2 separate regions of the Homo sapiens genome follow, and region 2 is linked to region 1. Evidence: read pairs that join two places in POLR2A ChIA-PET (ENCODE). Cell type or tissue: IMR-90. All regions are shown on one strand. Links, peaks and the distances in the headings refer to the core of each region. The heading gives the core; the rest is flanking DNA. Region 1 holds the start of LINC01260 (long intergenic non-protein coding RNA 1260). Region 2 overlaps KCNK15 (potassium two pore domain channel subfamily K member 15).

Region 1 (8,747 bases), core at 55-8,054:
AACTGGAATGAAGGCCGGGTGCAGTGACTCACGCCTGTAATTCCAGCACTTTGGGAGTCTGAGGCGGGTGGATCACCTGAGGTCAGGAGTTCGAGACCAGCCTGGCCAACATGGTGAAACCCCATCCATACTAAACATAAAAAAATTAGCTGGGCGTGGTGGCACATGCCTGTAATCCTGGCTACTTGGGAGGCTGAGGCAGGGGAATTGCTTGAATCTGGGAGGTGGACGTTGCAGTGAGCCAAGACTGCACCACTGCACTCCAGCCTGGGTGACAGAGAGAGACTCTGTCTCAAAATAAATAAATAAACAAATAAATAAATAAAATGAAATTGGAATGATAGAGAAAAGATTAGTAGCATGTCACCTGTGCAAGGATGAAATGTAAATTCTGAAGCGTTCCATTAAAAAAAATATGTTATTTAATAAAATTAATTAAGGCCAGGTGTGATGGCTCACACCTGTAATCCCAACACTGGGAAGCTGAGGTCAGGAATTCAAGAGCAGCCTGGCCAACACGGTGAACCTAGTCTCTATTGAAAATGCAAAAATTAGCTGGGCATGGTGGTACACGCCTGTAAGCCCAGCTACTTTGGAGGCTGAGGCAGGAGAATAGCTTGAATCCAGGAGGTGGGAGGCTGCAGTGAGCCGAGATTGTGCCACTGAACTCCAGCTTGGGCAACAGAGCAAGACTCTGTCTCAAAAACAAACAAACAAAAAAATGAAAAAAAAATAAGTCACAAAGGGATCAAACTTCATTTTGGCTACTCCTGCTTTGGCGATGGCCACAAAAGGGAAAAAGTTTTTCAAATTTTTTTGGTAACTATGCCTTTAGAGTTTTGCCAAGCTAAATTAAACTATGAATATTTATTGAAGATCTAGATCATTTCCAAATAAGATATAATGCTAAGACATTAATTACTACATATAAGTTTAAGCTCATATACTTTTGGTTTCTTATTTCAGAGAAACAAAAGATATTTAGGGGCTGGGTGTGGTGGCTCATACCTGTAATCCCAGCACTTTGGAAAGCTGAGATAAGAGGACTGCTTGAGGCCAGGAGTTACAGACCAGCCAGGGCAACATAGTGAGACCTTGTCTCTACAAAATAAAAATTTTAAAGTTAGCCAGGAGTGGTGTTGCATGCTTGTTAGTCCTAACTACTCAAGAGGCTGAGGCAGGAGGATCGATCACTCAAGCCTAGGAGTTTGAGGCTGCAGTGAGCTATAATCACACCACTATATTCCAGCTTGGGCAACAGAGCAAGACCCTGTCTCAAAAAAAAAAAAAAAAGAGATATTAAGATCCGCTAGTAAAAGTATCCTATTCCACACTGAAAAATTGTTCCATTAGAAAGCCTGTGTTTCTAAATATTATAAAATGTGTATTAATCAATTGTTAGTACATAGTGACAAAATTACTTCTGGCTGGGCGGTGGCTCACACCTGTAATCCTAGCACTCTGGGAGGCTGAGGTGGGCAGATCACCTGAGGTTAGGAGTTTGAGACCAGACTGGCCAACATGGTGAAACCCTGTCTCTACTAAAAATACAAAAAATTAGCCAGGCGTGGTGGTGTGTGCCTGTAGTCCCAGCTACTTGGGAGGCTGAGGCAGAAGAATCACTTGAACCTGGGAGGTGGAGGTTGCAGTGAGCTGAGATCGCGCCACTGCACTGCAGCCTGGGTGACAGAGTGAGACTCTAAAAAAAAAAAAAAAATTACTTCTTAGATTTTCAGTATAAATTAAGATTACTAAGATTTAAAATTCTGACTAATATATGGTAACTAACACTAGAGACCAGAAGGAAGACAATTCTGTATTCAGAATATGTAAGGAAAGTAAGACATCTTTTTAGGAAGGAAGATTATAAGAAAGACATAAGCATGTGGTTTTTGTTAAAGAGAAAGTGGTTTTGCCTAGTTTAGAGGTTATTTAAAGGCTGTATGAAATTGGGATAAAAGAAGGAAAGAATAAAATAGATTAACTGAATGGATATAGAAAGTTGGGAAAAGAAAGAGGAATGGAAAAATTGTAAGAAGTTATAAAAGGTTTATAGAAATATTATCTCGTGTGGTCAAAGCTGATTGAGATTAGATGATTTATAAGGTTTTATTAAAATTAGGCTTTATATTTATAATGCATTGATGCAAAAGTAGAATCATTTTTCTATTTTGAACTAGATAGTCACATAGTTTTTTTTTTGTTCTTTTTTTTTTTTTTTTTTGAGATGGAGTCTCGTTCTGTCACCTAGGCTGGAGTGCAGTGGCGTGATCTCGGCTCACTGTGACCTCCACCTCCTGGATTCAAGTGATTCTCCTGCCTCAGCCTCCTGAGTGGCTGGGATTATTGGCATGCGCCTCCATGCCAGGCTAATTTTTGTATTTTGAGTAGAGAAAAGGTTTTGCCATGTTAACCAGGCTAGTCTTGAACTCCTGATCTCAGGGTGATCCGCCTGCCTTGGCCTTCCAAAGTGCTGGGATTGCAAGCGGGAGCCACCGCACCCTGCCTCATATAGTATTAATAAGAGATAGCAAAAGATTTTTTTGTTTACCTTTTGAGTAAACTGCTGCTAAAAAAAAAAAAAAGGAGAAAAGAAACGGGGGAGAGGGAGAGACATTCTGTTGGTCTCAAGTTGTCTTTTTCAGGTCTTTTGTGTCAGGCCTCTGAGCCCAAGCTAAGCCGTCATATCCCCTGTGACCTGCATGTATACATCCAGATGGCCTGAAGCAACTGAAGATCCACAAAAGAAGTGAAAATAGCCTTAACTGATGACCTTTCACCATTGTGATTTGTTTCTGCCCCACCCTAACTGATCAATGTACTTTATAATCTCCCCCCACTTAAGAAAGTTCTTTGTAATCTCCCCCACCCTTAAGAAAGTTCTTTGTAATTCTCCCCACCCTTGAGAATGTACTTTGTGAGATCCACCCGCTGCCCACAAAACATTGCTCCTAACTCCACTGCCTATCCCAAAACCTGTAAGAACTAATGATAATCCCACCACCCTTTGCTGACTCTCTTTTCGGACTCAGCCCGCCTGCATCCAGGTGAAATAAACAGCCTTGTTGCTCACACAAAGCCTGTTTGGTGGTCTCTTCACACAGATGCGTGTGACATTTGGTGCTGAAGACCCGGGTCAGAGGGACTCCTTCGGGAGACCAGTCCCCTGTCCTCACCCTCACTCCGTGAAGAGATCCACTTACGACCTCGGGTCCTCAGATCAACCAGCCCAAGGAACATCTCACCAATTTCAAATTGGGTAAGTGGTCTTTTCACTCTCTTCTCCAGCCTCTCTTGCTACCCTTCAATCTCTCTGTCCTTCCAATTCCAGTTCTTTTTCCTCTCCAGTAGAGACAAAGGAGACACATTTTATCCGTGAACCCAAAACTCCAGGGCCGGTCACAGACTCAGGAAGACAGTCTTCCCTTGCCATTTAATCACTGCGGGGACGCCTGCCTGATTATTCACCCACATTCCATTGGTGTCCGATCACCGCAGGGACGCCTGCTTTGGTCATTCACCCACATTCCCTTGGTGGCAAGTCAATTGCGGGGACGCCTGCTTTGGCTGCTCACCCACATTGCAGCCCAGGGCTGCTCCCCACCCCCTTCTCCATATCTCTACCCTTCTCTTTAAACTTGCCTCCTTCACTATGGGCAAACTTCCACCCTCCATTCCTCCTTCTTCTCCCTTAGCCTATGTTCTCAAGAACTTAAAACCTCTTCAACTCTCACCTGACCTAAAATCTAAGCATCTTATTTTCTTCTGCAACACCACTTGGCCCCAATACAAACTAACAATGGTTCTAAATGGCCAGAAAATGGCACTTTTCATTTCTCCGTCCTACAAGACCTAGATAATTTTTGTTGAAAAATGGGCAAATGGTCTGAGGTGTCTTACGTCCAGGCATTTTTCACACTTCGTTCCCTCCCTAGTCTCTGTTCCCAATGCGACTCGTCCCAAATCCTCCTTCTTTCCCTCCCACCTGTCCCTTCAGTCCCAACCCCAAGCGTCGCTGAGTCTTGTGAATCTTCCTTTTCTACTGAACCATCTGACGTCTCACCTTCTTCCCAGACTGCTCCTCCTCAGCTCGCTCCCCACCAGGCTGAATCAGCCTCCAACTCTTCTTCAGCCTCTGCTCCCACATCCTATAACCCTTCTATTACCCGCCCTCCCCACACCCAGTCTGGTTTTCAGTTTCGTTCTGCGGCTAGCTCTCCCCCACCTGCCCAACAATTTCCTCTTAGAGAGGTGGCTGGAGCTGAAGGCATAGTCAGGGTACATGTGCCTTTTTCTCTATCAGACCTTTCCCAAATCAGCCAGCATTTAGGCTCTTTCTCATCAGACCCCACTAAATATATACAGGAATCCCGATATCTAACTCTGTCCTACAGTTTAACCTGGAGTGACTGAAATGTCATCCTGACTTCTACCCTCTCCCCAGATGAACGGGAAAGAGTTTTTTCTCTAGCCCAATCTCACGCTGATAACCGCCGGCTTCATGAACCTGACCTCCAGGAAGGCAGTAGAGCAGTTCCCCGAGAGGACCCCCAATGGAACTATCAGGCAGATTCCCCAGGTATGGCTAGGCGAGATTACATGGTTTCCTGCCTAGTTGAAGGGCTTAAAAAGGCAGCTTACAAAGCTGTTAATTATGACAAACTTAGAGAAACTACCCAAGGTAAAGACGAAAACCCAGCTCAGTTCATGGCCCGCTCGGCAGCAACCCTTACACACTTTACCGCCCTAGACCCAGAGGGGCCAGAAGGCCGCCTTATTCTTAATATGCATTTTATCACCCAGCTCCTGACATTAGAAAAAAGCTTTAAAAATTGGAATCCGGCCCTCAAACCCCACAACACGAATTAATCAACCTCCCCTTCAAAGTGTACAATAATACAGAGGAGGTAGCCAGGCAGCAACGCATTTCTGAGTTACAGCTGCTCGCCTCCGCTGTAAGACAGCCCACAACCACGTCTCCAGCATACAAGAACTTCAGAACATCCAAGCCACAGCTCCCAGGGGCTCCTTCAAAACATCCTCGTGGACCTTGCTTCAAATGCTAAAAGCCTGGCCACTGGGCCTCAGAATGCCCGCAGCCCGGGATTCCTCCTAAGCCGTGCCCTGTCTGTGCGGGCCCCCGCTGGAGGTCGGACTGTCCGACTCACATCACTGCCACTCCTAAAGCCCCTGGAGCCCAAACCCTATGTTCCTTGGCCGACTCCTTCCCAGATCTCCTCGGCTTAGCAGCTGAAGACTGACGTAGCCCGATCGCCTCAGAAGCCTCCTGGACCATCACAGACGCTGAGCTTCGGGTAACTCTTAAAGTGGAGGGTAAGTCCATCCCGTTTAATCGATATGGGGGCTACCCACTCCACATTATCTTCTTTTCAAGGGCCTGTTTCCCTCGCCCCCATAACTGTTGTGGGTATTGATGGCCAAGCTTCAAAACCCCTTAAAACTCCCCCACTCTGGTGCCAACTTGGACAACGTTCTTTTATGCACTCTTTTTCAGTTATCCCCACCTGCCCAGCTTCCTTATTAGGCTGAGACATTTTAACCAAATTATCTGCTTCCCTGATTATTCCTGTACTACAGCCACATCTCATTGCCCCCTTCTTCCCAACCCAAAGCCTCCTTTGGGTCTTCCTCTCATATCCCCCGACCTTAACCCACAAATATGGGACACCTCCACTCCCTCCCTGGCAACCAATCACATGCCCATTACTATCCCATTAAAACCTAATCACGCTTACCCCACTCAATGCCAGTATCACATCCCACAACAGGCTTTAAGGGGATTAAATCCTGTTATCACTTGCCTGCTACAGCATGGGCTTCTAAAACCTATAAACTCTCCTTACAATTCTCCCATTTTACCTGTTCAAAAACCGGACAAGTCTTACAGGTTAGTTCAGGATCTGTGCCTTATCAACCAAATTGTTTTGCCTATCCACCCTGTGGTGCCCAACCCGTACGCTCTTTTGTCCTCAATATCTTCCTCCACAACTCACTATTCCATTCTTGATCTTTAAAATGCTTTTTTTCACTATTCTCCTACACCCCTTGTCCCAGCCTCTCTTTGCTTTTACCTGGACCGATCCTGACACCCATCAGTCCCAGCAGCTTACCTGGGCTGTACTGCCGCAAGGCTTCAGGGCCAGCCCTCATTACTTCAGCCAAGCTCTTTCTTATGATTTACTTTCTTTCCACCCCTCTGCTTCTTGCCTTATTCAATATATTGATGACCTTCTACTTTGTAGCCCCTCCTTTGAATCTTCTCAACAAGACACCCTCCTGCTCCTTCAACATTTATTCTCCAAGGGATATTGGGTATCCCTGTCCAAAGCTCAAATTTCTTCTCCATCCATTACCTACCTCAGCATAATTCTTCATAACAACACATGCGCTCTCCCTGCGGATCGTGTCCGACTGATCTCTCAAACCCCAGGCCCTTCTACAAAACAACAACTCCTTTACTTCCTGGGCGTGGTTGGATACTTTTGTCTTTGGATACCTGGTTTTGCCATCCTAACAAAACCATTGTATAAACTCACAAAAGGAAACCTAGCTGACTCCATAGATTCTCAATCCTTTCCCCACTCCTCTTTCTGTTCCTTGAAGACAGTTTTAGAGACTGCTCCCACACTAGCTCTCCCTGGCTCATCTCAACCCTTTTCATTACACGCAGCCGAAGTGTAGGGCTGTGCAGTTGGAATTCGTACACAAGGACTGGGACCGCACCCTATAGGCTTTTTGTCCAAACAACTTGACCTTACTGTTTTAGGCTGGCTATCATGTCTCCATGCGGTGGCCGCTGCTGCCCTAATACTTTTGGAGGCCCTCAAAATCACAAACTATGCTCAACTCACTCTCTACAGTTCTTATAACTTCCAAAATCTATTTTCTTCCTCACACCTGACACATATACTGTCTGCTCCCCGGCTCCTTCAGCTGTACTCACTCTTTGTTGAGTCTCCCACAGTTACCATTGTTCCTGGCCCGGACTTCAATCCAGCCTCCCACATTATTCCTGATACCACACGTGACCCCCATGACTGTATCTCTATGATACACCTGACATTCACTCTATTTCCCCACATTTCCTTCTTTCCTGTTCCTCACCCTGATCACACCTGGTATATTGATGGCAGTTCCACTAGGCCTAATCGCCACACACCAGCAAAGGCAGGCTATGCTATAGTATCTTCCACATCTATCATTGAGGCTACCACTCTGCCCACCTCCACTACCTCTCAGCAAGCTGAACTCATTGCCTTAACTCGAGCCCTCACTCTTGCAAAGGAACTACGCACTACGCATCAATATTTATACTGACTCTAAATATGCCTTCCATATCCTGCACCACCATGGTGTTAAATGGGCTGAAAGAGGTTTCCTCACTACGCAAGGGTCCTCCATCATTATTGCCTCTTTAATAAAAACTCTTCTCAAGGCCGCTTTACTTCCAAAGGAAACTGGAGTCATACACTGCAAGGGCCACCAAAAGGCATCAGATCCCATCGTTCAGGGCAACGCTTATGCTGATAAGGTAGCTAAAGAAAGAGCTAGCATTCCAACTTCTGTCCCTCACAGACAGTTTTTCTCCTCCTCATGGGTCACTCCCACCTACTCTCCTGCTGAAACTTCCACCTATCAATATCTTCCCACACAAGGCAAATGGTTCTTGGACCAAGAAAAATATCTCCTTCCAGCCTCACAGGCCCATTCTATTCTGTCATCATTTCATAACCTCTTCCATGTAGGTTACAAGCCGCTAGCCCGACTCTTAGAACCTCTCATTTCCTTTCCATCATGGAAATCTATCCTCAAGGAAATCACTTCTCAGTGTTCCATCTGCTATTCTACTACTCCTCAGGGATTGTTCAGGCCCCCTCCCTTCCCTACACATCCAGCTTGGGGATTTGCCCCTGCCCAGGACTGGCAAATTGACTTTACTCACATGTCCCGAGTCAGGAAACTAAAATACCTCTTGGTCTAGGTAGACACTTTCACTGGATGGGTAGAGGCCTTTCCCACAGGGTCTGAGAAGGCCATCATGGTCATTTCTTCCCTTCTGTCAGACATAATTCCTCAGTTTGGCCTTCCCACCTCTATACAGTCTGATAACGGATTGGCCTTTATTAGTCAAATCACCCAAGCCGTTTCTCAGGCTCTTGGTATTCAGTAGAAACTTCATACCCCTTACCGTCCTCAATCTTCAGGAAAGATGGAACGGACTAATGGTCTTTTCAAGACACACCTCACCAAGCTCAGCCTCCAACTTAAAAAGGAGGACTCTGTCAAGGATACAGCCCAAAAACTCAACAACCAAGCAAGTAATTACGCTGAACAGCCTTGGGCACTCTCTAATTGGATGTCCTGGGTCCTCCCACTTCTTAGTCCTTTAATACCTATTTCTCTCCTTTTATTCAGACCTTGTGTCTTTCATTTAGTTTCTCAATTCACACAAAACCGCATCCAGGCCATCACCAATAATTCTGTATGACAAATGCTCCTTCTAACAACCCCACAATACCACCCCTTACCCCAAAATCTTTCTTCAGTTGAATCTCTCCCACTGTAGGTTCCCATGCTGCCCCAATCCCACTCGAAGCAGCCCTGAGAAACATTGCCCATTATCTCTCCATACCAGCCCCAAAATTTTTCGCCACTCCAACACTTCACCACTATTTTGTTTTGCTTTTCTTATTAATATAAGAAGACAGGAATGTCAGGCCTCTGAG
Region 2 (8,747 bases), core at 439-8,438, 84 kb after region 1:
CGGTTGAAATGTGCAACTTTCAACACTGGAATCTTCGCTGCAATTAGTGAGGTCAGATGCTCACACTACGAGAAGCATGGGGAACAAAGGTGGACCAAATGGGACCGTGTACAGTCCAGTGTTGACAAGGGGGTCAATCTCTTGCGCTAAACGATCTCATTCTCTGCCCAGTGTATAGAGTGGAATCAGCCCATGTGTGAATGATGGCCTCTTTCCCCCAGACAGCTGATGCTCTTTGTCCCTGGCCAGCCCCACTTCAGGATGAGGGAGGCCTTGCTGTCACCCACCCACCATGTCACTGGGGCCACTTGGACACAGCAGAATGCCATGGGACGAGCTCTCTTCCGGGTCCTGTCAATCACCAGCAATATGACCTTGGAGAATCGCATCCTCTCCCAGGGCCTCAGTTTCCACATCTGTAGAATGACGGGGTTCATCCAGAACCCTGCTCCCTCTTACGCATCTCTGGCAGGACTTTCTGGAACAGGCCCCTGCACCATAAGGGGGCAGAGACAAAGCCCGAGGTGTGGCATCCTGGCACCCCGTGGCACTCAGCCACTTCCCCTGGCTTCCCAGATAGGGCTGTCTCAACACAAAGCATGAACGAGCCAGGTTAGAAAAGCCAAAAACTTTAATTTCAACATGAGCTACATGGTCATGAACACAATGCAACGCGACCCCACTCCAACCCAAGGGCCCCAGAAACCCTCCCTCCCTAAAGGCCTGGGCGGCTGCTGCTCCAAGAGAGGGAATGAGGGAAAGGTGGGTGGATGGAGAGAGGCCCCCAGCCTAAGGACCCAGGCTCCTGCCTTCCCACCACCCGTCCAGGAAGCAGTCATAAAGTGAAAGGGCTCCAGAGGTGATGCTCACAGCCCTGGGTTCGGCTCCATTCTGACCTCCCTGAAGCGCTGGGTTAGACGGGCACCATCAGCCCACCTCACAGGCTCGGCGTCGGGTGAGCTCGTGGACGCTAATGCTTTCTGTCCACTCTGAGGTGCTGCTCCAGATGTGGGGCCCTCCCAGAGGGCCTCGGAGACACCATAGGGGAACAGGGAGAGGGGCTCGGTCCCTGGGCCTGACACAGCACTGCTGCTCAATAAATAAATGCAGGTGACCTTGCCTGACGCAACAGCTGTGCCTCCAGAGGGGGTGGGACTCGGTACTGTTTCTGACACGGAAATGCACCCAGGAGCTCCTGGCTGAAGGGAATTGGCTTGTGAAGTACATAACCACCCCCTAAGCCACCTGCTCCACCTCTGGGTGTAAAAGAGTGAGCTCTGGGCTGTTGGAGAACCGAGTTCCAGTCCTGCCCACCCACTAACACAGTGGGACCTCAGGCAAGCACTTTCCCCTCCCAGGACCTCAGCTCCCTGCTTTGAAATGGGGATGACGGCACAGGCCACCACCTACTCCCCAGGGGCTCTTGTGAGGGCCGAAGGGCACACTCGAGATAAAAGCATTCTGAAAACAAAGTCTGAAAAGCACAACAGGAAGGCCAGGTCTCACTGCATCTGAAGGTTTGGGGAGGACTTGCCTGAAATGAGGCGCCCACAGCTGCTCCCATTCCCTCACTGCCCCAGGCAGGAGCTGGTGTTTCCTAACTCTCCCTCCAGTTGGTCCTGAAGAGGCTATGGCCCCTTACAAGGGCCCTCCACCCAGGCATCAAGGTCTAGACCCAATCCTGTGTACCCTCAGTCAGCTGGGCCAGCCCCCAAGGAGAGCTGAGTCTCCCTGGCAACCCTCTCCCCCAGACCCAGGCCCAGAGAAGTCACTGGTTTATAGAGGTGGAGCCCAGTAGGGCTGTGCAGCCCAGGGCTTCGAGGCCAGGAATCCTTGTCCCAGCAGACATGCACTGGAGCAACGGTCTCCTGTCGCCTGAAGAACAATGGAGCCCCTAGTTCTTCCCCCTTTGCACCCTTGCTGAGGGGTCTTGTGTGAGTCACTTCCTGTTTCTGGGCCTCAGTTTCCCAACCTCTCAGATGGGCTACAGCTTGTCCTGCCCATCTTTTGGGGGGCCATTAGGCTTCAAAGAAAGAAGGGAGGAGGAGGTATGGGCAGTGGCAGCCCCACCTCATACTGCCCTGGCTCCGGCTCAGCCTCTATTGGGAGGAGGGGACCCAGGCTGGGGGTGCCACTGAACACACAGGTGACTCCAGGGGTGGCTTTTCCCCCAAGCTGGGTCTTGATTTCCTTGTCTGTAAAATGGAAATGGACTAATGGTCCCAAAGGCCCTTCAAGGGGGTTCTGGAGAAGGAGAGTGGAGATGGCTCCTTCCCATGGTATCCTGCATGTGATCTTGGCCCAGAGATTGAAAACAGTCATCCCCTGGAGACCCCAGCCCCCCAGTGGCCCCTAGTGCCAGCCTCTCTGCTCCTCTTCAAACAGTGCAGCCTGAGTCAGCAAGGGGCCAGGCAGTAGCGGGGACAGGATGGGCTTGAAGCTTCTCCGAAGCTAATGATGAAAATGTCACTCTCCTCCCCAAACCCCCATCCCTTGGTGAGGACAGACCGTAGTTCCCACACCCAATGGTCACAGCCCCTGGGAAGGGGCACATGCTCACGATGACACAAAGAAACAGGGCTCCAGCCCCCAGCTGCTCCACCCCTCCAGGAGGTGAGCGGGATTTCACAGAACAAACAAGAAAATCATTGAGGGGGCCCTCACTGACCACCCCCAGGTGTTGTTATTGCTTCGGAGCTCTCTCTCTCTTTATAAAGGCTGTGCAGACACCAGGGGAAGGGCTCAGGCTGTCAGGGCCAAGCCCCTGCTCCCCCTGGTTGGGACAGCCAGGCTCTGCCCTGTTTTTGAAAAGCTACCCCTGAACAACCACAGCGGTGATGGCTGGAGAGAGAAGGCGCTCTCCTGGCTCAAAATATTCCAATGGTAAGTAATAAACGAACAGCAGAGAAATCACACTGGTTAGAAAAACAAACAGGCAAGGGGCCAATTCTGTGCCTTGAATGCGAATCCCTCCAGAGCCCTGCTCCTTCCACCCCCAGCCTTGGGATTCCACCCACCGCGGTCCCAGGAAACTCTGAAGACCTCCTGGGTAAAGGGGGCGTCTCCATCTCCCCTTCCCAGTGCAGGGTAAGCAGCTCTGTGGAGGTGATATACATTGACCAGAACTTTAAAGAATACCCAGGGTTTCCACAGGCTAAGGGAAGGGAAGAATTTCCGGGTGGAAGGAGTTGCCTGGTGGGACTGGGACCGGGACCGGGACCAGGAACAGGGTGGGACCAAAGGCAGCCTGGGTGTCCTCAGGAGAAAACAACACCCTCTAATGGAGACCAGGCCCCCTCTGCCAAGGTCCTACAACCCTTAGGAGTCCCTCATAAAGAAAGTCAGTACCAAGAATAATAAATCAGAACAGCCGAGTATAACAGGCAGCTCCAGCTATAACCCTACGGGGACAAGGGAAGGAAGGGGGCGGAGGAGGAGGGGCTGGCCTCCTGTGAGCCAGGCTGCCCCATCTAGGCCCAGGCCAGCGAGGAGACAGTGGTCTCCTGGAATGTACTTGAGGCTCCTCTCCACCCCCGGTCCTGGGACTCTGTAAGGACTATGCATGAGCTAAGAACAGGCCCCAGGGCTTGGAGCACTAACTCTACCTAGCTAACCTGGACTACGCCCTACACAGCAGGGACTAGGTAAAGAGTGGCAGGCTTCTGGGTGCCTCCCAGGGGAGGTGGCAGAAATGTGCTTCTATAAAGAGGGGCCAGCCTCCATCCTCCCTTGCATGCAAAAGGGCTCCCGCAGGCCCCAGGGAGGGCTGGGCTGGGAAGGCAGCTACCCAGGCCTGCTGGAAAAGGAATCTCCCAGTTCTTACACTCACGCCTCTTCACTTTTCTCTCCTACCGCCATCTTTCCTTCAGCCAAGGTAATTGAGGCCGGGGCAGTGGGTTCTGCCCTTAGTATAGGATGTTTTTTTTAAAAAGACTAAAATAGGGGGGCTCTATTTGCCTCCCCAGCCCCCTGGCCTGGAGGCAGGGTGGGTAGACAGGATGACCATTGACCTCATGCAACAAGGAGGGGTTCTCCAATTTGAGAAACCCTTATCTTGGCACCACCAGTCCCAATCCCAACTTTCCTTAGCCTCCCCCTCCAATACAGCACCCCCAAATGCTCTCTAGGGTTGGGGTTCTGGAAACTCAGGTTCCACAGCTCCTCCACCGGAACACAGACGACAACATTCTTTCTAGTCCGCCAGCGGTTCCTAAACTAGCTTGTTGCAATCCCATGGAGCGAGGCACCTAGGGGTCTGTGCCAGGCCCCCGGCACCTCCTCCTTTCCTTTGGTCCCTGCTGAACCCCAATTCCTAGAGCCACCAGAAGAGGGGCAGGCAGGAGGGGACGGACGGATGGACTCGGACAGGCTGCGGCAAAGCTCCTTCCACGGGCAGGCAGAGGGAAGCTCAAGCTCCTCTTCAAGTGGGGGGCTCTGGGCCCCTGGGAGCTGGCTCCGGATCCTTGCAAAGCTGCCCCTTCATCTCTGGGGCAGGAGTAGCTGCCTGAACCCGGTGCCGCAGGAAAGACACTTGCTGGTAATTGGCACCATGGAGATGGCCGGCTGGGTTCTGGACATGGCTCTGGGCAGCGAGCTTCCGAGGAGGCAAAAAGGGGGAGAAGTTGGACAGTTTGGGAAGGGAGAGTGGTCTGCTCTGCCACCTCAATCTTTCCTTTCTCTGGACTGCAGCCACATCCACCAGGTCAAGAACCGGCCAAGTCAAAAGTGTAGCCAATCCCGTTGGGAGAGGGGAGGTCTCGGGGGTAGGAGGCAAAGAAGGGGTGAGGAGGGGCCCAAGGGGGGGCAGGTCTCCCCGTTCTGCTTCCCCACTGTGGGGGAGAGCCCCGTCCTCCTGTTCAATGTGCCCCTGGGCCTGGGGTCCCAGGTCAGGGCTGGGTGGTCTCCAGGCCATCTTGGGGAGCCCCTCCCCATTCCAGCACTAAGATCGTTCTCCGCAGGGCCCCACGGTGCTCTCGAGGGACAACTGGGATGCCTGCCGGAGCAGGGGGCCTGTGGCTGGGTCCACCATGGAGGAGGTGGGGAAGAGCTTGTACCAGCCCACGGCCAGGGTGGTCAAGTCCAGCTCCTCCAGCAGCACGCGAGCCACACCCATGAACTGCTTCCGCTCCATCCGCCCGTAGTTCCCCCACACGATCACCTGTGGGGCAAGAGACACAGTGGTTCAAATCCTGCCAGTGCCACTCACAGGCCCAGAAGCAGAACCTGGGTCGCCCCATGCCCAATCCAGCTCAGTCCTGTGATTTCTACCTCCTTAAAACTGCAATTCCTCAACAGGCCTTTCTTATCACGGGGCATCACACCAAGCCCCTGGCCTCCAGAGGCTGTTGATGGTAATGGTGACGGTGACGATGGTAATGGGTAGAACACTTGCTGTAGGCAAAACTGCAAATACTTTTCCTGCACACAGCACACATTCCACTGGCACCAGAATGTTATCAGGTAGGTACTATTAGGGTCCCCGCTTTACAGATGAAGGAACTGAGGGTCAGAAGGGAACTTGTTCAAAGTTGTGCAGTAAGTTGTGGAGCTCAGTTCAGCCACAGTGAACTGAGGGCCTCGCCTGTTTCCTCCAGGCGAGGCCCTCCAGAGACACCCCCCGCCAGGGGTGCCCTCCTCTCATTCTGGTACTGTGCATGTGTGCTCGTGCACACACACACACGTGAGCGCGTCAATGCCCCTCACCTGGAGGACTTTGCCCTGGGGACTCTCAGGAAACAGCAGCACCTGGTTATACAGTGGGTCCAGCGACTTGCGAGCGACTTTGGTCTTCTTCTTGGCAATGCAGATGCCATTCTCTAGCAGGTAGGCCTTGATGTAGGCCGCTGGGGATAGAGGCCAGCAGGGGTGAGTTCTAGTTTGGCCCTCAAATGGTGGGCAAAGGGTGCAACAGAGGGAGGCTGCCCACCCTCTGCTGGAGATAGGTGTGCCCCCATGGGGTCTGGGGAGGACGCACCAGGACACATGGGGGGTGGGCATTTGGGGGCAGCAGGTACAGCTGGGCTTGGGTGCAGCCTGCCCCACCTCCTCTGGTGGTCCTCACTGTCTCCACCCTTCCTTTGCTCACTCTGTGCTCACCTGTTTCCTCTCTCAGTCCATAATGTGCCCACCCCCTCCCTGGCTTATGCATCTATCTGCTGACCCCCTCACTCACCAAGCCTGAGCACCTACTGCATGCCAAGAACCCTGCTAGGCACTGGGGTATAATGATAAGCTGGAAAGATGGTCCCTGCCTTCCAGGAGCTCAGTCCAGTGGAGGAGAGGAACAAGGTCAACAGACAATCTCAACTGGCTCTTCAAACAAACCCTAAACTACCAATTCCACATAAGACATCAGAGTTGGGACAGGGGGTCCCCACAGTTGGGCCCAATTTTCTCTCTTCAAGGCCCTCAGTACCCATCAGGATATCCTCCCTGACCTCCACCCCCACCTTGCAGGGGAAGGTAGGCCCCAGACCTGGCAGTGTCTTGGAGCCTGGCTTGGCTGTCAGTCCCCGAGCCTGGATAATGTCCACCTCCAACTGACCGTTCCGCTCCTGCAGACCGATCTCCACATCCCCTGGAAGAGGCACCAAGAGATGAGACTGGGAAATGGTTCAGAAGCTCAAGCTTGGACTCAGCTCTTCTCCTTTACTTAGGGCTGAAACCCCCTTCCCCTGCTCCCAGCCCAGAATAAGACCAGAACCAACTCCCACCAAGTGCCTAGGCTCTGCTGAGGGCTTGAGAGTGTGCCCTGGGCTCTAGGCGGCATGCGCAGAGGATGGATCAACAGGCAAAGGGGAAGGAGGGAGAGACGCTGAGCTTCTGGTGTGACACCCAACTCCCCTAGTCCATTTGAAACCAGCCTTGGGGCACTCACCCATGGGTGTGGTGGCCAGGGTCTGGCGGCCCACAAACTGTGCCGGCCCCATGCTTCCCAGGAAGTCACTGAACTGGGCGTCCGACGCCAGGCAAACTCCTCCATAGTTAAGGCTGCAAGAGGAAAAGGTGAGACAAAGCACACATTCCCAGTGGTTTACCAACAACTCTGGACTCAAGCAGTCAACCTCCATGCAATGGATATGCTGAAACTTCCCTCTTGGGATGGAGATAAGGTTTACCCAGTATCTGGCTCATGTGGTTTAGTGCCTTGATACTCAAAGTGTGGTTCAGAGACCAGCAGCATCAGCATCACCTGGGAACTAATTAGATACATAGAACTGCAGCCCACTCCACCCCCAGCTGCTGAATCAGAATCTGAATTTTAATGCGAGCCCCAGATGATGCCCTTGCACGTGAAAGTGTGAGCTGCACTGCAAACGGCTCTAGACTCTGAGGGGTGCATTTCTTGCGGCTGCTTGGCTACCTAATATCCACTTCCCCTTCCTCTGGTAACAAGATCTCAAATTTTCTTTACGGAACCCCCTCCCCGTGGCACATGATCACAGTGGGGTGGAGGGAACAGCTCCTGAGACTGGGCCTCCAGCTCAGCCTGGCCAATCAGGGCATCCCTTCCCCTCGGCCAGTGATCAGCTCAGAGACAGGCATGTAGCCCAGTTCAGCCAACAAGAATCAGGCCTGGAAGCTTTGTTTGAACTATGGGGAGTGAGACGCTCTCTTTCCCACCAGACTTGAGCCTGAGATGCAGGACTGGAGCTTCTGGTGCTATGTAGCTACCATCTGGATCCCGAGAATGAAACCATCAAAATGACAGCATTGTGTGAGCTCCTGGATCAAGCTCTGCCTGAAGCAAGCTACTTCATCTTTTGGTTACGTTAAGTCAATATCAACAGCAACAACAAAGATAATTTTATTATTTTGCCTAAGACAGCTTTAGTCAGTTCTCCCCACTCCCTTCACTTCTCTAAGTATCTCTTTCCCATCTGTGAAATGGGAATAATAATGTTCCCATCTCCTAGGTCTGTTGTATTAAGTGCGATGAGGCACTAAGTACCATGCCTGATGTGCCTCTGTTATCCTGAGCACCAAAGCACTTGCAACCCATTTTCTCATCTGATCCTCACCACAACCACAGGAGGTTTTTTTTGTTGTTGTTCTGGTTTTTGTTTTTTTTTTGAGACAGAGTTTCCCTCTGTTGCCCAGTCTGGAGTGCAGTGGCACGGTCTTGGCTCATTGCAGCTTCGAACTCCTGGGTTTAAGCGTTTAAGCAATTCTCATGCCTCAGCCTCCCAAGTAGCTGGGAATACAGACGTGTACCACCACGCCCGGCCAATTTTTGTGTTTTTTAGTAGAGACAGAGTTTCATCACATTGGCCAGGCTGGTCTCCAACCCCTGGCCTCACGTGATCCACCCACCTCGACCTCCCAAAGTGCTGGGATTACAGGGGTGAGCCACCACGCCTAGCCCAAGAGGTTGGCTTTTGATCTTTATCACCATCTTTTAAATAAGAAACACATTTGCCCAGCAAAAGGGTGACCCTATTCCCTGGCCAGAGATGAGGCATACAGAGTCAGAGGCTTAACCCAAGCCAGGCCAATCAAAACCTCTCTCTGGGAAATAAAAAAGAGAATCCTGGAGACTAAAAGTCACAAGAACTGAGCCATATAAATGGCCTGCCCTCAGGCAAAACCCATAAACTCTACTAGCTACCCAGTCTTGGCTGCCCGATTCTTCCCTGAACCATTTGAAGTCCCCCAGTGTTCTGTTTTTACTTAAGTTATCTGCAGAGTTAATGGCAGAATATTCAGCCTGAGTGCTTTCCCTTTTCCTGATTTCCTACTACCCCTGG

What was found. Peaks named below come from ENCODE experiments on the same cell type or tissue, not always from the same donor. Only the 100,000 strongest peaks of a DNase experiment are listed, where the experiment ranks them.
Region 2: POLR2A ChIA-PET joins it to region 1 with 16 read pairs; 4 of 35 experiments call an interaction of 5 or more read pairs at or near these places.

Annotation. Positions count from the first base shown.
Region 1 is chr20:44,667,576-44,676,322 of GRCh38, forward strand. It overlaps LINC01260 (long intergenic non-protein coding RNA 1260), which reads right to left and starts at 4,164. Exons shown (of 5, transcript NR_034104.1): 1 at 4,064-4,164. RefSeq lists enhancers at 2,903-3,404, 3,405-3,904. In IMR-90, for the core only: no CTCF peak of the experiment used is centred there; no DNase peak of the experiment used is centred there.
Region 2 is chr20:44,751,195-44,759,941 of GRCh38, forward strand. It overlaps KCNK15 (potassium two pore domain channel subfamily K member 15), which reads left to right. Exons shown (of 2, transcript NM_022358.4): 2 at 1-1,119. It overlaps RIMS4 (regulating synaptic membrane exocytosis 4), which reads right to left. Exons shown (of 6, transcript NM_182970.4): 3 at 6,878-6,990; 4 at 6,476-6,577; 5 at 5,704-5,843; 6 at 614-5,158. The coding sequence ends at 4,940. Among named protein-coding and RNA genes, the nearest start is that of KCNK15-AS1, 9.3 kb to the left of the region's middle. RefSeq lists enhancers at 747-1,294, 5,542-6,741. In IMR-90, for the core only: no CTCF peak of the experiment used is centred there; no DNase peak of the experiment used is centred there; H3K27me3 peaks cover 3,624 bases.